Linked DNA regions of Mus musculus: regions 2 and 3 are each linked to region 1. The links are chromatin loops, found by intact Hi-C in ENCODE. Cell type or tissue: heart. All regions are shown on one strand. Each heading gives the region's core, and the rest is flanking DNA. Links, peaks and the distances in the headings are about the cores only.

Region 1 (6,957 bases), core at 502-5,501:
CCAACCCTTTTAAGACTGAATAGCTGGTAAGTATCAAAGTCAGGATTTTTGTTACTTTCCATTTTTTGCTGAACGTGTAATACTAGATTTAGAGTAGGGGTAGACTGAGCCCTTAAAATTGAGGCCTAAGTGGTAGCCTTGAGAGCACCATAGGCCCACTGGCACCTTGAATCCGCCAAACAGAAATGGTGGCCTATGGCCAAGACAATTTATAATAAATAGAAAATAAGCTCTTAATATTCTTAATAGATGTTTTATAGATGAAAAGTCATTTGTTCATCTTATTAATAAATATAAAATATGTATAAGATGCAGGTGAGCTATAGAAAATATAACGTAGTAAACACTCATGTGTCCGTCACCCAGTTCTGTCTGTCATTTCTTCACTGTATCTTTTTTTTTTCTTTCTTTCTTGTTTTGTTTGTTTATTCTAGATAAGGTCTTTCTATGTAGGCCCAGAACTCACTAAGTTGACCAAATTGGCCTTGATCTTGTAGCAAGGTATCTACAAGTTGTCCCCTAACTACATGTATGCTGCAGGATGTGTACACACACACTCACACACACACAAACACACACACACACACACACACACAGAGAGAGAGAGAGAGAGAGAGAGAGAGAGAGAAGTTTAAAAAAGAATCCATTTGAGTCTAGACTAAGAGATGAATTAAAGGGCATCAGCAGCAGAGGAAAGGGCTAGGACTCAGTAGATCCAGGGTGGGGCACTGAGGGTGAATGGAAAGACTCAGAAGACGTGATAAGCCTCTTATTGACTGCAGTGGGTTTGCTGTGGGAAGCCATGGATGAATCCTAACTTTGGTCCTCACTGTGCTCAGCAAGCCCTTTACCCACTGAGCCATCACCATCCCAGCCTGGGAATTTTTGGATCCTTTAACTTCCTTGGGAAATACATAAGATCGACAGCACTGTCTCCATACTATTGATTAGTAACTAATCAAGAAAACCCCAGTAATTTGCTGAGGTCCGGGTATCTCATTACAGACGGAGAGTTGCTGGCTGCTTACACAATCTATTTCAGACCCTGATGCCTGAATTCTGCCGGGAAGTACCCTCTGAGTTCGGAAACCTATGCGCCACCATGGACAGAAGATGGGATTGAAAGACAGATGAATCTGACTCTTGTGTCATGTAGAGTTAAGATATGTTTCTATTCTGCAATCTTGTGAGTGGAATTCTAGGAATGCGCCCTAGGCTTCTGAACTGGCCTAGGGAAACTTGAGTCACTTTCCCAGCCGTAGCATTCAGAAGCTGTCTTTTGAGAGACAGCATCTCTCAAACACTAAAGTGCATAAGAACCCCTCTGGGGTTTTGATAAAGTGTCAGATCTGCCTCTGAGGGGTAGGACACTAAGTTTCTGCATTTTTAAAGCTCTCAGGAGATGCCCATTCTGTTGGTGTGTCCTTAAGAACATGGCCTCTGCCTCCCCCCCCCCCCCCCAAGGCCAGCTCGGAATGTCAGAGCAGATCAAAACTTCACAAAGTAGATTTGGGCAGAGGACCCAAAAACCATCCGAGCGAAATGTAATTGTGAGTGTGAAACATGGCTTACTTTCCTTGTGATTAAGGGCTTTGCCCATGGAGGATCGTGAGCTAGTCGTATAGCACATGTAACCACTTCTCTGATTGGACATTCACACATGATCACCTCTCTGGCTGGGCTTTGGGCTGAGTGAGCGTGTACAGGGAGTGTGTGACCTCCTTATTGACTCAGCCCAAGGAAGCACTAAGAAAATGACCAATTCCAGTAGAGCTTACTCCAGTCTTCATTTATATCACACTGTGAGATTCATTAAATATCACTTAAAGGGCAGCGCAATACACGGTCCTCACTTGAATATATCATATCATAGACACTGTCTTCTTGTGGTGGTAAAATTCCTTCACAAACGAAGCATAAATACAAAGTGTTGACTTTTAGCTCACAGTCCCAAAGGAATACAGTCCGTCATGGCAGGGAATACATGGCAGGAGGCAGGGAAGGCGTGGTACTATGGATAGGGCCTGGATACTCATGCTACATCCACACATGGGAAGCAGAGAAGGGATAGGAAGATGGGTCAGTGTATAAAGTCTAGCTCCCGTGTCCCACTTCCTCCATCAAGGCTCCACCTCCTAAGCATTTCCCAACCTTCCCAAACAGCAGCACAAGTTGAGCACCAAGTTTTCAAACATGTGGGCCTATGGAGAATATTGCATGTCCAAGCCATATCCCTCCTCCCCCTGGCTCCTCTAGGCTTATGACCTTCCATTGAGATACATTAAATCCAACTTCAGAAACTCCCCAGTCTTTAGCAGTCCCTCCCCACCCTGATCAAAGAGTTCAAAGATTCTTGTGATACTCAAAGCAATTTTGCTCTTGAAAAGACTGTGTGTGTAGCTCACTGAACCTGCTGCATCTCACCGATTCAACCCCATTAGCTGCCCGTTGAGTCTTTGGGATCCTCCTGTCTCTGCCTTCCTCATGTTAAGGTAAAAGTGCAGGAGAATGCCACCATGACTGTATCCTTAAGCTCAGGTCCCCACAGTGCAGAGCAGTCACCTAGCCAGCTCCCTGAGCATCTCTTCAGCCCCTTCCCTGCATTTTCTGTTTCTCTTCCTATTTCTGTCTTGGTTGCTATTTCTCCTTTGCTCAGCTTTACTTATAAGAGTCATCTGTTGCCCAGCCTGGTTCAGAACCAAAATCAAGTGATTCTTCTGCCTCAACTCACTAGTAACGGGGACCCCAGACACTTAGACTCGTCTGGCTTCAGCTTCACCTTCAAGTGACAAAGGCCCACAGAACACAGAACAACACGCAATGCCCTGACATCTGAGGGATGGGGAGCTGATGCCCAGCATTGCCAAGTGTCAGTTACAGGTTAATTCTTGAAAATAAACTCAGCACCCTGTGAGGTCTGCTTTCTCCTGCTTATTTCCCTTCACTTCCTTAAAGGCCATCTTTGGGGTATGCTGAGTACTGCAAAGGAAATCGTCGATCTTCAAAGACTCTCTCTTGTCCACTTCGCTTGTGCTGTCCTCTGTCAGAGGCAATGGCGGTACAGGGAACTTTGCAGAACTCATAGAGTTCCCAGATCAGCACTCTGAGGAGGACTAGATCAGACAGTGTTCTTCTAGTTCATCATGCTGCAAGTAAGGCCACAGAGGCACTGTGAAGGGCTCTGCTCTTCATCTTGGCATTTACATTTTTGGTGGCCTTGAGCTAGCTGTCTTCCATCTTTTGTATACAACATGAGAAATTATCTGTTTTCTTATGCCTTTGAAAGATTTGTTTCCAGCGTTTCCAGGACAGTGAGAAGGTTTTAAGCTGCAGGCTTCCACAGCAGCTAAACCGAAATCACTGTGATTACACAGCTAGAGTCAGGTGTGCACTATAGTGCACAGGCATTCACCTAGGAAGTGCAAGGCCCTGGGTTCAGTGCCCAGCACGGAAAAGGGAAATCTGCTTCCCTGGTCTCCATCTAACAGGAATTTGGAAATCATTAATCCATGCCACAAGAGGGCGCTTGGGAAATACTGGCTTTCATGCCAGTGATAGTTAAACCATTTTACATCTTTAAATAAAAATTAAAATGACTTGTCATTTCTGGACCTCACTTTGCTTTATCGAATTCAAAAGCAATTTGTAATCAAAAGTATCTCCTACTCTTCACATTTTAGGTTAGTTCTTGTTGATGTGGACGATGCTAATATAATATATAACCAAAAGCCTTTACAGACATGAATTTCCATAAGAGATGAATACAGGCTTCAGCCAAGGTTGGAGGTCTGGAGAGTAGCAAGCTATCCCCTGGTGTAAATGGAGGTGAAATATTCCAAATTTCTTTCAAAAATGTTTCATATTTATTTTGTGTGTATGAGTTTTGCACGTATGCATGTGTGCCTGCCTGCCTGTCTGTGTGAGTTTGGTGCCAAGGGAAATCAGAAGAGGGTATTGATCCTCTAGAACAGGAGTAATAGATAGTTATGAGCCACCATGTAGGTGCTGGGAAACAAAACCAGGTCCTCTATAAGAGTAGCCAGTTCTCTTAACTTCTAAGGTTTCTGACCAAACAAGGCACAATTTTAAAGATAATCCATCACAGTACATTTCTCTTGTCTGGTCCCTTCTTGGGAGCCTCCAGACACAGGAAGCTTATCTAGTTTTGAAGGATTGTTACAAGAGTTAAAATAATTGATTTATCTAAAGGATTTGAAATCATGCTTATCATACAAACAGGATTATGTATGTGTATATAGGCAATATTTATACACCTTCTATTGTTTTATCACTAATTTCTGCTTTGCCACAGCCTCTACCACTAAGATACCAAATCCTCAAACCAGAGTTTCCCTCAGATGCACCGACCTGGGAAAAGTGTTCTCCTAACATTTCTCTCTTCCACCTAAAAAGGAAGGCTGCCTTGATCTGGTGGCCCGTTATTGCAGTTCTAGAGGAACACCTACTACCCCTTCCTATCTTCATGAGCATCTTATCTTTGGGCTCTTTCCTTTTTCTAAGCCTGTGGATTGATCTTAGGCACGGACAATAGACCTATGGACACCAGCTCAATGATCTATCACTGAGCTAAAAAGTCACTTCAGTGACCATATGTGATTTATTGAGTGTCAAAGTGTCCCGTGAATAGAGTGTGGACACAAACGCAGAGAGAATGGCAAGTGTTAGCAATTGGAGTGGTTCTCTATGAAATCTGTTTCTGTTTATTTTGGTTTGATATTTGAGACAGGATCCTACTTTGTAGCCCAAGGTGGCGTTGAATTTGTAATCCTCCTGCCTCAGCCTCTCAAATGTGCCACCATGAAATTTCTTTATTGCTGCAACTTTTTCTGTAGCTTAAAAATGATTTTTAAGTTGATCAAAACAACCTGATCACAGTGAGTTCAAAGTCATTCTGAGTATATAGTAAGATCCAGACAGATGGACAGAGGCAGACACAGAGACAGACAGACAGCAACACAGAGAGACAGAGATATAGACAGAGAAAGAAAAGTAGAGGAAGAGAGAGAGAGAGGGAAAGAGAGAGACAGAAACAGAGATAGAGAGGGAGACAGAGAGGGAGAGAGAGAGAGAGAGAGAGGGAGAGGGAGAGGGAGAGGGAGAGGGAGAGGGAGAGGGAGAGGGAGAGGGAGAGAGAGAGAGCACAACGTGCTTTCCTGGCTTTGCTCTGGGGATGCCTAAAGCCCTTACCTTTTCTGATGCATACAGCTTGGCAGTCCCCACCTCTATTACTCTCCAGCCGCAGCACTTGATTTTAATTTATTACCTCTGCACATGCTGTTCTTGAAGCTGAAACTCTGTCTTCTGTATTTGTGCCTCAGAAAACTCCTTTCTGTTTTTGGTTTTGAGACAGGATCTCACCAAGTAGTACAGGCTAGCCTTATACTCCTGTTTCTCCTGCCTCAGCCTCCTGGTTGCTGAGATTATAGGAATGCTCCACTACACCAGGATGGAAACTCCTGTAGTTCAATGCCCAGATGTAACCTCACTGCTAAGGTGTCTGTGCTATGTGCCTCCGTTCATCCGTTGCTTCCCCTGGAAAGCACACAGGGCTCTTGCTGGTTCCTCCTCTTTTCTCATATTGTGTAATTATTCTTTCACCTTGTCCTAAACCCCCAACTTCTGCAGAACAAGGAAACTCTGGCCACCTTCATTATTAATCCCCATTTAACCTTAATGTGTGATCTCTTACATTCAAGTTTCCATTTGCTGACTCTGGGGCCCTCATGTTGGTGGTAGGGAACTGCCACTTAATAACTTTATCCTAACTTTTACTCCTTTTCTATGAGATCCTGACATTCAGGCACCATCTTTGTCATGGTCCCTAATCCTCCCAGGTCCTTCTCTTGACCGGATTCTGCCTTTAATGTTTTGTTTACTCTGCTGCTTACAAGGCTGTCTCCTTCTCTATAAAAATAGCATGTCAGCCTAGTGGACCTTCTAAGAGAACAATTATTATTTATTTTGTCTATACCTCCTGCTCAGAGAATTAACGTGTTCTAATCCTTTGTGCTAACGTGTAAAAGTTCTTCAAATATTAATAACAAAAACTAACAAGGTACGTCTATAACTTACAAGTCTGAGAGGTTAGCACTCTGCGCGCCCGTGGAGAGAATGTCCCACTGGAGTCTTAACGTGAGTCTGCTCATACTTTAGGGGAACAATAAATGACTCTTTTCAACTCAACAGGTTTTTATTGCTTTCCTATCACTCTGGGCTATAAATTTTGTAACTTTAAAAAAAAATCCTTGGAGAGGAAAAAATGATGTTATCAGCAGAAAGGCATAGTCACTTTGAAATATCACTGGCAAGCTCCACATGATTCCTAGTCTGATGAAGGTGGCTTAAAATCTGCCCATAGAGAGCAAAAATGGACTGGGGCCATGCCTCCCGGTCTTTCTAGTTCAACTTTGTTCCCTGGGCCTAAGAAGGAACTTGATTCATGATTGGAGATCAAACATTTAGTGAGTGAGTAAGCGAATGAGACCAGTATGGTTGTTTTAGGGAATGCCAGATCCCCAGTTTACTCGAACAGATAGAAAAGAAGACCGTAGGTAGATTCTTGAGCCCTCAGATTTGCCCAAATGTCAGCACAGGATGCACCCGTTTAATACTCAGCAACGACTCCGGACTAGAGGTCTGTGAGCACCACAAGCTGTTCCCAGAACCGAGGGCGGTGAAGATGCTATCCGGTCCCCCTGTGTCTCTCTCTGCTGCAGCAGCGGTTTTACGTCTGTGGCTTTACTGGAATAAAGGATCGTGTTAAGGATGGCTGTCCTCTCATCTGCTTTTTATCAACACAGGACAGTTTCCTGTATTTGTCAGTGATGCGGAAATGACCCAGCTGACGTTAGCACTTGCGAGTGACTCAAAGTTACACTGTATTTGCCTGCCCGCCCCCCCCGCCCCCCCCGCCCCGCGTGCTCTAATTTTGTGTTT
Region 2 (6,550 bases), core at 1-5,000, 210 kb after region 1:
TAGGCAGTGTGATGTATGCAGTGAAAAGCCAGCACTCATGTACTTGCACACACACATGCATATATATGCACACACACATGCATATATGCACATGTGTGCATACACATGTAATTAAAAAAAAAACAAAACAAAATCTTGGCAAAAGCCTATAGAGAAACTGGAGACAGTGGAAACCAACTCAGCTCCTCCTTCCACAGTAGGGAAAATGACCACAAGAAGCTAAACCGAGCACAGAGGAAATGAAGACAATAGCTTCTGGGGCTCAAGGAAACAATCTGTGCCAAGAGTTGGCAGGATGGAATATTTCAGCAATATCAGAGAAGGTGGCTGGTTGACTTCCTGGAATGAGTGGGATATAGTTATCTCTGACTCGAAGCAGATGATATTTGGAGCATCCATCTCAATCTCTTATTCTTTGATGTACATAATATATCTAGAATTTGGGGTCACAAAAAGAAAAAAAAAGTCGGCATTTCTTTATATATAAAATAAATCTAATTAGGCTTGAAACATCAAAACAAATGCACTTCTGGCTGTAAATTCAACATAAACTAAAATTCTCAACTATTGACCAAGAGTCCTGCAATTACCCAGTTTCTCATTAGAGTGACTGGCCAGAGAAGGCTGTGTTAATGGGCAGCGGAGCCTGCTCTTGGTCAACAGATGTAGTAATTGGTTATTCTCATTAGTGGCATCTCAGAGTTCACAGAAAGAAAACAGCACACGAGAAAGAACAGTAGCACTTGTGGTCCTGGCGGCTTCTACATCACTGGGTCTTCGTTTCTTTCCCCAGGAGAATGAATGCACTTTCTGGAAAGGAAGGAAAATGATAAGCACACCCAAAGGAAGTCAATGTCTGTGTGTTTCCGGAGAGAAACGTAATGTCCGTGATTACCACACACTTTTCTGATGGAAGCGAAAATTTCCTGCCTTTTAGCCCTTTAACGGCCACTGCGTAAAGCTGGATCCTGGAGTATTTTCACTTTTAATAAAAAAATTGAGCCTTCTCTCTCGGCAGCAGCTAGCACAGTGCTCTGTGTGAATAGCCCAGGGCACACTTTCAGTTTTCAGTGCTGGGATCCACAGGGCAAACAGCTCTCAAGGCTCTGCTGTAGAGCAGAGCCAGGGCCCCTTTATTTGCTAAATTGGTTTGGTAAATGAATTTGTCACAGAAATCCTCTCTGAAAGAAACAACTCAAATCTGCTGGCTTTTCTTTATATATTTTAATGTCATTAGGACTGTAGTTTGACTCTGCTCCTTCCAGAGACCCCTCACAGTTCTTCCAGTCATTTGTTTGTTTATGAACTTACACTGAAGATCTGCCATGTGCCAAGGTGCGTACTGTGAGCAAACCTAGGGCCTGGATTGAGGGTTGTGTTTTGTTTTTTGTTTTTTTCAGAGAAGACATGGAGATTCAGGAATAGTCACGCAGTGACCTGCTTAAGGTGTAAGGAGAAAATTCATGTTCTGTCTTAAGAAGGTCTGTGTTGATATGTGAACCTGTCATATCTACGTCACACATGTCATTTGTATAATAGAATATAAAGTGTCCTTATATCCTGAGATTTCTGTGACTATCCATTGAGGTAATGGATGCCAAGCTCTTAGCCTGCTTTCTGGAATCTTCTGTCCTGAGCGGTGGCATTGAAGTGGCAACAGTGACAGGAACTGTTCTCATTGGCTGTGCAGTTCAGAACATTTCTGATCAGTCATTTTCTCTGTGTCTGTCAACAACCGTAGGGGACTCAAACAAGAAACCTGAGTCTGTCTTAACCCCCATCCCCATGGCTGAAATGACAGGTAAAGACCTGGTTAGAGAAAGCCAGTGAGTTCTGGGTTCTCTTCTTGAGAAAGGCTTGGGAGAAAAGTTGGGACAAACGCTGCATCTTCAGCTGAGGATGAAGAGGTTCGTGTAGTCACAGATGTGTCTCTGAGTCTTGCCCAAGCTGGCTGCTGCTCACCCAGGCCGACACTGCTCTGACAGTGCTCCCTAGTGGCCCGTGGGAAGGGAACATTTCCCATGCTAGAGCAGGACTAGATCCCACAATATCTGCAGCCCAGAGAATACTCTGCAGTCATTTATGAGTGAATGGTAGTCACCCCAGAGGCCCTAGAAGAATATCTATGAAGGACCAAAAGAGAAGCAGGATGCAAAGGCCCTAAGTAATCAGAGCCTCTTCCTGTAGGGCACCACCTAAAAAAAGGTTTCCCATATTGAACAATGCACAGGTAAAGTACAGGATTAAACATAATTATGCAGACATAATAATATGTGAAAGGACATCGACTAGGCTGTTCACTGGGGCTTATGGCTGATATATGTAGAAGGAAGATAAGAAATATAAAAAAAAATCCAACAAAAAATGAACAGAAAAGCTCTATTTGTACAGAATTATGTCTGCATGTATTCAAAATAAAACCCAATTTACGAGTAAAATCATCCAGATGAGGAAAATTCTGAAAGCCTTCTTAGTAAAGTGGAATTTTAAGACCACACCATCTCTTCATGTATTGACAGAGTTTTAGAATGTGACTTTAAAAATCTAAAATGACTTCTTGAAGAAACTATGGTTTTTACAAAAGTTCGATGCACACGATAGGATTCGTAGAGCCCCTTCTGAAGCTTTTATGGTACAAAGGCTGTTGTGGGAATTCCCAGCTTCTTTCCAGAGACGTGAGAAAGAACCATGGATCTGACTGTGATGTCACAGTTCTTCCCGCCGTAGAAGCATCTGCACACAATCACACTGCTTGAAGGCTTGCTTGTCTCACAGTGGTTTCATTTCACCCTCGTGTGAACAGCAGTTAGGATCTCCCTGAAGCTCCTAGCTGCGATGCGCAATGGTGTGCTTTTCTGTTCTCCACTATTATGATAGTGAAAGATCCTGGCAGAATGTAAAAGGACACAGAAGCCCTGAAATTGGCAAGATAGACGTCAGTGTTAGCAGAACTAGCTTCACTGATTTAAAAAAATAGAGGTGCACAATGCTCTGGCCACTCCTGGAACCTGTGTGTCTGCCAATGTTCTGACCAGGTGTGTGCCCATTGCTGCACCTTCATTAGACTCTTTCCTTGTACCCCTCCCATACCCATTTCTTGAGAATAGACATTGTTTAGGTCTGGAAATCCCCTAATCTCCCCCTTCTCCTTTCCCCCCTGAGGGCCTATAAAAACTGGGAACTCTTTACCCTCGAGGTCGACTCCTCTACCCCTGCGTGGGATATGAGTCCTCCCCAGAGCTCTGGCTTTCCCCGAATAAAGCCTCATGTGGTTTGCAACAAGCTCGGTCTGTCGTGAGTTCTTGGGTGTCCGCTATTGTCCTGAGGCCTGAGTGAGGGGCTCCTCTTGGAGTCTTTCAATAGCATACCACAGGCGGGGCCGTAAGCACAGAAAAGAGGATTTTAAAAACTCACAGTATTAGTGCTGTGGAAACTTTTTGGAATATATGAGGATGATCCTAGTAATGACTCCTAGTAATAGAGGAGACAAAGCCTGAACTGACCGTTTTCTGTAACCAGGAAAGACTTCCAGTGGTGGGACTGGGACTGGGACTGGGACTGGGACTGGGACTGGGACTGGGACACTGACTCAGACACAAACCCTTAGACCTACAATTTGTCTCGCCTGCAAGATGTGCTGGGATAATGGTGGTGCAGAACTTGTGGGAGTGGCCAACCAATGACTGGTCCAATGTGATTCCATTCTATGAGAGGGAAGCCACATATGGCACTGCCTGGATGGCCAGAAACCAAGGGCTGGATAGCCCAGAGACCGAAGATAGAAAAAAGTAAATGAAATAATTCCTAATGATATTCTGCTATATTCATAGATTGGTGCATAGCCCAATGTCATCACAGAGGCTTCATCTAGCAACTGCTGGGAGCAGATGCAAAGACTCACAGCCAAACATTAGGTGGAGCCTGGGGAAACCTCAAGGAAGAGGGAGAGGAAGCCAGAGAGGTCAAAAACACCATAAGAATATGGTTCAGATCATCACCTAAGCAGGGCTCAGAGGGATTCGCAGAAACTGAAGCAACAATCACAGAACCTATATGGGTCTGAGGTAGGCCTTCTGTATATATGTTGTGGTTGTGCAGCTTGGCGTTCTTGTAGGACTCCTAACAATGGGAGTAGGGGTTGTCTCTGACTCTTTGCCTGCTCATATCAAATCTAGGTTGCCTCATCTTGATATGAGATGGCTTGTGCCTAGTCTTATAGCTTGTTATATGGAGTTGGGTTGATATCCCTGGAGGCCTGCTCACTTCTGAAGAGAAACAGTGGATCTGGAGGAGAAGGGAGATGGGTGGGATAAGTAGAGGAAGGGGAGGCTGTGGTTAGGATATAATGTGTGAGAGAATAATAATAAGAAAAACCTCACCGGGCAGTGGTGGTGCATGCCTTTAATCCCAGCACTTGGGAGGCAAAGGCATGGGGATTTCTGAGTTCGAGGCCAGCCTGGTCTACAGAGTGAGTTCCAGGACAGCCAGGACTATAAAGAGAAACCATGTCTCGAGAAACCAAAAAAAAAGGAATAAGAAAAAAGAAAAAAAGAAAAAAGGAAAAAGAAAAAAGAAAAAAGGAAAAAGAAAAAAGAAAAAAAGCCTACCTCACAGTATTAGAAGTTGACAGTCTAAGATAGGCAACTTCACTGGATTGGTCTTTGGTGAGGTTCTTCTGCTGTTTGATGAAGAACCTGGTGGGAGCCTGTGGGAAGACAGAGCAGAAATCTGGTAAAATAGGAAGCAAGGGAGAGTGAGAGGCTTCCAAGAGAATTCACTCACTCCATGAGAGCAGCATTAATCCCCTTGGGTATGATTATCCCAGAACCCAGTTCCCTCTTAAAGTCCCACTGCCTCATTATTTCCACACCAGGAATCAAATTCTGTACAAGAAAGCTTAAGAAAGAGGCTTTAGATCTGCCTAAAAATCACCGAGGATCAGATGACACAGTAGGAAGAGATACTACAGGCTCAGACCATTTCAATTACTGCAAGAGCCCTGTGATACACACAGGAAGTGACTCACTTATACGACATCTAAAACCAGAAAATGGTCACATGACACAGTGGGAGGAGACATGCTTGGGACACTTCCAACCACCGGACAAGGCCATAACATAAGGGGGCGGATCCCCATTTGTATAGGCTGCTTTTCAGCATCCACACTTGCACCTTGGGGATAATAAGGGACAGGTGGAGTGTAGCCACCGGTTTCTTCATTGAGAGTAATTGTGAGCTTTTGTGCTGTGTACTGGGGATATAAAAAGAGAGATCTGTGCAGCTTCAGCTAGCCTGCCAGCTAATAGACAGAAAATTCTAATGGCTGCACAGTGAATAATCAAAAACTGAGCTATGTGCAGAGACAAACAGATCTGTATGAAGTAAAGAGAATACCCGGTCCCCGGGAGTCAGGGACAGACTCTCTGGGTTGAGGCGGAGTCTGCAAGATAAAGTACTAGTGAAGCAAAGACTAAATTGTAGTCTATCTCCCAGTTGGAGAAGCTGGGCCAAGCTGAGCCCACAGGAGAGGGACAATCCTAAAATGTCTGCTGCTAGTACCTCAGCCGGTCCCATTCCTCAGTTTTTGGACAACGCAAATGTTGTGGTCTGCAAAGTTTAAATTAGATCTGCTTGCTGGTGTGATGAGATTTAAATATGAAAGCTTTTGATGTATACTGTCCTTTGCACACTAGCTATAGATTAAATCCCTCCTAACATCTTGGCTTTTGTGGGCAAGAGACTTTAAAATGATTGTTTAATTATTAATGATCCATGCGAAACAAGGGATTGCAGGTGTGTGTCATTATGCCTGGATAATTGTTTGGCATGTATATGGCCATTACCCTAGCCATCGTGTAGGTAGGTGTCCAGCTTTGTCTCTGGTGATGTGACTTTGCTTCTGAATGATAGAGATGGTGGTCAATGGAACCTTAATCTTCTCCAGTTTCATTTCAAAAGCTTGTGTTCCCCCTTGCTGAAGTCACAGAAGTTGGCTTGTGTAGGGAAAAACAAAATTGGTACAATGACTCTAACGTTCTTCAGCTATGCATCTTTTAGGCAATTTCCAAGTCTGTGTAGGACAATAACGGGCAGCAATCTTAATTCACTAAAAATTAATATGTGGTGACTCATCCATACTGATTATTAAACTAGTAGGTGGGTAATGAAAAATTATTAAAACAGGATCAGAGAGAGAGAGACCTTTATATCATGAAATTCGTGCTTATTAGTGTTGCCTCTCCTGGAGGGCGGGCATTCAACGGAACTTGGATGGTAAATGTAGACATCAGGGCTGCCTGGGGCAGCTGCTCTCCCTGGCTCTCCTTGGTGCCATTTCCTTCCAGTACTGTTCCCTGCTCAACCCTAACTGTCAGCTGTAGCATTTAGCTCCAGGTACCGGCCCTCCTGCCTTGGGGACTGGACATCTTGTCCCTGTTCATGCATGGCATTTCCACCCTTGCGTTCTGTTCCTTCCCTCATTACTCACTTTCATTTTTGAGTCTGTACAAATGTATCTTCTTGGTGGAACATAGTTTCACATGGAAAACCC
Region 3 (6,550 bases), core at 1-5,000, 160 kb before region 1:
GATGTGTAGGTCAAAGAAAGTGAGTGGAAGCCATGTGGAATGTCAAGTTTTGAGCAAGGAAAAAAACAAAGGATGGCATTAACTGAACCCAAGATTACAACAGTGACACAGCAGCCCTGGAGACAGCTGGACAGTGACACAGCAGCCCTGGAGACAGCTGTGGAAATGCTTGCTCCCCGCCCCCACCCCCACCCCTGTAGGAAGGTACATTTTGTCATTAACCTGGTTTCTAGCTGTACGTGCACTGTGATAACAAAAAGCAGGTTCATTTGTAATTGGCCTTGCTATGTTGCTTGGTATTGCTACAGACAAGGTAGCTCCTCCCTGTCTGCATCTAGGCAAGGACATATAATTTCATGGACTGCTAGATTGGAGCTATTCTCTGGTGTGTTGTTACCAACAGACTCAGGCCCACCTTCTGATGCTGCTGGTGCTTGGCACATCCAGAAAGACCTGGGAACTGGTTCTGCCTCTGTGAGTGGAACAGCCTGGCCTATAAAGTATGTTGCAGGAAAGCCAGAGCTACACAGAGAAACCATGTCTTTAAAATTAATTAATTAATTAATTAATTAATTAAAAGATCAGTTTACTCACATACTTTATTCTTTCTCTCTCTCTCTCTTTCTCTCTCTCTCTCTCTCTCGTGTGTGTGTGTGTGTGTGTGTGTGTGTGTGTGTGTGTGTGTGAGAGAGAGAGAGAGAGAGAGAGAGAGAGAGAGAGAGAGAGAGATTACTTGAGTTTTTGCTAAAGTCTCACTCATTTTCAGGCTCTGGGGACAGTGTTAGTGGCACAAACCAAAAGGATTGACTTTCCCTCCTATGGTCATAGACTTACACTCTGGGACAGCCTGGGCTGGGTTCCTTCTTTTACAGAACCTATGCCAGGGCGTCTTGATCAGAGTTAGTCCTCCTAAGGGCAAGGATGGGGGTCTGTGGATGTGGCTTCTGCTCATTGGTTCCCTCCAGTCTCCCTAGCTTCAGGGCCTGTGCTTTCTTCATTTTGCCCAGGACAGACTCTTCCATCAAATCTTCCCAATGCAAAATAGTTCTTTTTAGGTTTATTTGGTTTTGGGATTTTGGTTTTTCAAGACAGGGGTTCTCTATGTGACCCTGGAAGTCCTGGAACTTGCTCCGTAGACCAGGCTGGTCTCAAACTCACAGAAATCTTCCTGTCTTTGCCTCCCGAGTGGTGGGATTAAAGAAAATAATTTTTAAAGATCAAGGACCTGTCAACCTTATTCATGCCCTATATTTTTCTGCTCCTAGAGAAAAGCCTAACTGGCAGGACATCAGTGTATTTGTATTCGCTGACTAGCACATCAATTCTAATTTCCAGTACATGGTAGTGCATGTATGTAATGCCAGGACAACTGAGATATACGTTAAATCTGGACTGTGTAGTAAGATCTTGTTTTAAAAAGAATAACAAAACGTCAGTCTAGATTTCTATGGTCTATTTATATTAATAATTTTTGAGTTTGAACATTTTGAATATCTGTACTTAGTCTATTACCCATGTAGACTTAAATTAAGACAATTGACCTTAAGGGTAGAGCAAACCTGGGTTTTAGTACTAGCTTTGAAATCTCTCACTCTACTTCCTAAGCAAATTATTTAAGCCCTGTTTCCATCCATTTCATTACATTTGATAATAACAATAATAATATCTTCCTCATAAACTGATTTTAAAATTAAGGCGATGTGGTATGTGTTAAGTCCTCAACCAACACAACACAAATATATATAATATAAATATATATATATATATATGTACATATATTTTTTTCTTGTACTCATCCCCAAAACAGTGAGACTCAGTGAATTCATCAGATGGGGTTTAGACAGGCTAGAGATAGACATGAGGTATTCCCTATTGACCTTGGGCATAAGGCATTTCACATTGAGAGGAACTGGGTGAAGGAAGCCGGTTGAGCCATTCCAGAAATGCCTAGCGCATGCAGACTACGGGCTGAATTAGTCCATGTATTCGTTTGAAAGTATTTTTCACACCTCTCACCAAGAACAGTGTGCTAAGGCAGGATCAAAGGGAATCAATGGTGGCTCCTGCCCTGCAGGGGCTGCTTCCAGCAAAGAGCACAGTTGTCAGAGGCCTATACCGGCTCCTGCTGTTGCCCTGGCAGCATAAACACAGAAGAAAGCAAGCAGCATTTCTCCACGTGGGAGGCAAGTAAGAGCTGAATACGAGAACAGGATCCTGTTGCAGAGGTTTGAGACAAGGCTCAATGGAGGTCCCTTGCAAGATTTTGAATACGGAAGTGAACCAAGTACCAGAAATGGAAACGATAAACAGATCAGCAAATACTCATTTATTTTTTAATACACCCATACTCACCCATCTTCAAACTGGCACCATCCTTTATAGTTAAATCAATCCCGGGCCTCTGAAGCTGCCTGCAGTCGTCACTTTGTATGGAGAGAGGCAGTAAGATTTGCAAACCCTGCTGCCTCTCTGCCTCTAGACTGCTTGGGTTGATGCAACTACTTCTGGCGGCTGTGGTCATGCGACCTCCAGGGGGCGCGATTTCCCTTAGTTCTGGTGGAACTGTGGTTCTCAAGCCAACATGAGAATTTTGTTAACTCAGTGTCGCTGGGTCCCATTCCCACAGTTCCTGGTACAGTAGGTCCGTAGGGTGGACCAAAGAATGTGCACTAGTAATGTGTCCCCAGGGTGTACTGCCTGTGCTGATCCACAAGAACCTAAGACCCTTCTTTAAAAATAGGTAAAATGGCTAGAATTTTGAAAGGGAGCCTTTCTATAAAGTCCACAAGAGAAAGGAAAAACAAAGAGTGAAATTTAAAAATTAGGTTGGGGGATGGGGGCGCAGTTCCCTGGGAGAAAGGCAGTTCTCTGGGACAAAGCATGCCGGGTACAGGAGAGGCCCTGGGCTCAATTCCTACACCATATCAAGCAAAGACAACAGACAGAGCTAAGCCAAGCAACCATGCAACTTATATGTTGTGGCCGTGAGTCCTGGATGCTAGCTGGTCTTTTCCAGTTCCCATCTTCAGGGTAGCTGTCTACATACTTTGATTATCGGAAGAGGTTTTAGCACGGCCGTGCCAGGAAAAGGTCAATGGAAACACAGTGCGGAATACAAGAACGGCACAATCCGAACGAGCAATGTAGTCGTAAAATAGAAGGACACTTTTATTTCCTTAACAGACCCTTCTTTATGTCATGTCTGCCTCCAGTCCCAAGAGCAGAGTTTTGCTTTGTACCTTGAGAATGCCTAAGGAATATCAAAAGTAAAACTGAATTCCAACACTCAGCACCCCCTGGTTGGGAGCACAGCCCACCATACCGACATTACTCATCTGTTCCCAGCTGGCTATATTTATCCTGTGAACTTTGAATCGCATGTTATTTTTAACATAACTACAGCTTTCCCGATAGCACCCAGTCTAATAAATACAGATGTCTTCTGTATTTAACCTCTGGACTGTGTCTTCCTTGGACGAAGTGTCTTGTCAAAGAGGATGAAAAAGCTCTTAGAAATCGGTGCTCAATGGCCAGAATGGTGTTTATATCAACACCAGGGCTTGGCACAACTGTTGGTCATTCTTGAAAGAAAAAAATCTGCACAAGAGGCCTCCCTTAAAGAAAGTTAATCTCTAGTTACCGTATGTATCATCTCTCGGCTACTTGAGAGCTACTAAATGCCCATGCATAGCCCCCCGCTTCTTATTTAGTTTCTGTTGTTCTCTGCCCTCGAGGAGGGGAGACCAGAAAAAGCTCCTTTATATCCCAAACACCCAAGGGCCCTAGATTACTGCAAGAACAGTAGGAGGCGAGGAAGATGGGGAGAAGATGGCCGTGTCCAGACCCACTTGAAGCTCCTCCGTGAACATCAGTTTAGATCCCGATACACAGAAGATGGAGGCTAGATGGAGAGCAACAGAGCAAGAGGGATTCAAACAAGTTCTGGTAGCTGCGGATCCACACCCCACTCTCTTCTCTGCCGGATACATCTCAGACAACAGCGTTTTACCTGTCACTCAACCTAACGAGGAGGTGTGAGAAAGAAGCCAGAGCTGAAGCAATCCTGAAAGGAATAAGCAACACAGTTCTATGGAGTGTGAGAACTGGAGCAAATGGGGTGGGGGTTGGGGGGAAGGGACGACGGAAAGGGGAAGAGAGAGAAACTTTCTCAGGATAAGCTGTTCTTGTCACCAGTCTACATTCACCCGTGTGCGTGCACACATTCATCATGATGGTGGATAATTCTTTCGCAGGTGCAACGCCATGCGTTTTATTCTCCCCGGGTGACTAATGAACTAAAGTAATTTTGTTTTTCTTCTTAAAATTTTGTTTTCATTTTTAAGTAGAATATAGTTCTATCATTTCCTCTTCCCTTTTCTCCATCCCAGCCTGTGTACCCCTCTCTGATCTTTTTCAAATCCATGGTCTCTGTTTTCATTAATTTTGTTTTACACACACACACACTTTTTGTTTGTTTGCTTGCTTGCTTTTTTGAGACAGGATTTCTCTGTGTAGCCCTGGCTGTCCTGGAACTCACTCTGTAGACCAGGTTGGCTTTAAACTCAGTGATTCGCCCACCTCTGCCTCCCCACTTCTTGGATTAAAGGTGTGCACCCCGCCCCTCCAGCTACTGACATATATCTTCATCAAAACAACCTGTTCAGTATGCACCAGACATGCATGTGGTACACAGACATACATGGAGGCAAAATACCCATACACCTAAAATGAATGCTAAACATATGTTAAGGAGCTAGTATCTTGCTTGACAGACATGAAATGAAGGGACTTAAGAATTTCAAACTGACAGTTGATGGGTGAAAAAAAAAAAAAAAAAAAAAAAAGCCAAGTGCCACTGCCACCTGACTCAGACAAATTTCTTTTAATACTCTTACTTCCTGTTATTTTCCTGACGTGGAAACTTCTAGTTTCTTTGGAAAGTTAGTATGTCAAATTATATTTTGCTAGGGCACACAAGAGAAAGGATGTTTTGCTGGAGCGGACACAGGAAAGAATGTCTTCCTGAAGCAGACACAGGTGAAAGGATGTTTTGATATAGCAAACACATGAAAGGACCTGTGATGAAGGAGTATAAATATGACCCCACAGACAGTGGGAGATGAGGACTGAGCTTCGGCTTCTCTGCTCCACCTCACTATTCTTCCATGATGACCCACATGTATTTGTTCACCTTAAATAGCATGGTTGAGCTCAACTTGTGGTAATGCTGCCATTGAGAGAAACTCACCTAAGAACTGCTCGTGAGGTTCCTGCAGCAGCTTGCTGCTTCTGTAGTTTCACCTCAGACTAGCTGACAAGTTTCTTCAGGATTGACCTACAGCTGCTGGTTTGTGCCTGGTGTTTGCCTGCCTACCGGACTGGTCTGCAGCTCAGTCATATTTGGTGTTTGCTACGGGACTGAACTGAAGATCAAGTTCACCCCCAAAGAACTGTTACTAAACAGGTCTACTTCTCCCATGTCCTAATACTATTTCTCTTCCACTACCTCTGCTGGGTGGTGGACTAGAGGAAAGTTTGAACCCCTATTAAAAGTAGGTTGCAAAAAAAATGTACGCTAACACTCTCCCTTCCTACAAGGTTGGGTTTTTAAAAATTCAGTGACAGCCAGATACTGTGGAAAGCTTCAAGTAGAGTGTGTGTGTATGCATGCACACATGTACACACTCAGGAACATAGAGGGAAAGGCTTATCGTGGAGAAAACAGAGTAAACTGTCCTGTTTATCATGTGTATGTGGTGTGCATGCTAATGTGTACAGGCATTTATTTTTATTTGTTGATTGATTGATTGATTGATTGATTGATTTATTCAAGACAGGGTTTCTCTGTGTAGCCCTGGCTATCCTGGAACTCACTCTGTAGACCAGGCTGGCCTCGAGCTCAGGTATCTGCCTACCTCTGCTTCCCAAGTGCTAGGACTAAAGGCATGCACCACCACTGCCCAGCTGTGTACAGGCATTCATGTGCATGTGTGTGCACGTATAGGTGTAGGCCCAAGGTTGATGTAGGGTGTCTCCCTCCACTGCTGTCCATCTTATGGATTGAGGCAGGGTTTTTACTTGACCCTCGAGCTCACTGATTGGCTTGTCTAGCTATCTAGCTTCCTTTGAGGATCCCTGTGTTGGCCTCTCACACTGTAGGATCATAGGCAGACCACCCTTGCCAAGATGGCACTTACATGTGTGCAGGGGATCTGAACTCTGGTCCTCATGCTTGTACAATGAGAACATCACCCACTGAGTCATCTCTTCGGATACATATGCAGGCTACACCCACACACATAAAATAAAAACAAATCTTGAACGAAAAACCCTTTCCCAAACAATCACTGTGTTTCCGATGGTATCAGTGGGCTCTGGGGGGGGGGGGTTCCAAACAATGTCACTGTATGTATCCATTGCACAAGGTTCTGTGTTCCAAAAGGATAGTTTCACACAAGTTTATATGTCAAACACATTCCTCCCTGAGTCCCTATCCTTTCGTTTTCTTTTCTTTTAAAGATATTTATTTATTTATTTATTTATTTATTTA

Evidence for each region. A loop is a pair of places that touch in the nucleus more often than their neighbours do. Peaks named below come from ENCODE experiments on the same cell type or tissue, not always from the same donor. Only the 100,000 strongest peaks of a DNase experiment are listed, where the experiment ranks them.
Region 2: a loop joins it to region 1, with 11 times the contacts of the local background. A loop is called at or near these places in 5 of 42 quality-filtered maps.
Region 3: it touches region 1 in a loop (4-fold over the local background); 40 of 42 quality-filtered maps call a loop at or near these places.

Annotation. Positions count from the first base shown.
Region 1 is chr19:21,730,877-21,737,833 of GRCm38, forward strand. Gm41818 (a long non-coding RNA gene) reads left to right here. Exons shown (of 3, transcript XR_003952858.1): 3 at 1,006-1,455. Among named protein-coding and RNA genes, the nearest start is that of Gm41818, 11 kb to the left of the region's middle. In heart, for the core only: a CTCF peak has its summit at 3,517 (motif pointing right); no DNase peak of the experiment used is centred there.
Region 2 is chr19:21,941,653-21,948,202 of GRCm38, forward strand. No RefSeq gene overlaps it. Among named protein-coding and RNA genes, the nearest start is that of Cemip2, 170 kb to the left of the region's middle. In heart, for the core only: a CTCF peak has its summit at 1,997 (motif pointing left); DNase peaks (open chromatin) are centred at 219, 849 and 1,949; H3K27ac peaks cover 1,727 bases.
Region 3 is chr19:21,568,852-21,575,401 of GRCm38, forward strand. No RefSeq gene overlaps it. Among named protein-coding and RNA genes, the nearest start is that of Gm38486, 24 kb to the right of the region's middle. In heart, for the core only: a CTCF peak has its summit at 2,522 (motif pointing right); a DNase peak (open chromatin) is centred at 2,540; H3K27ac peaks cover 956 bases.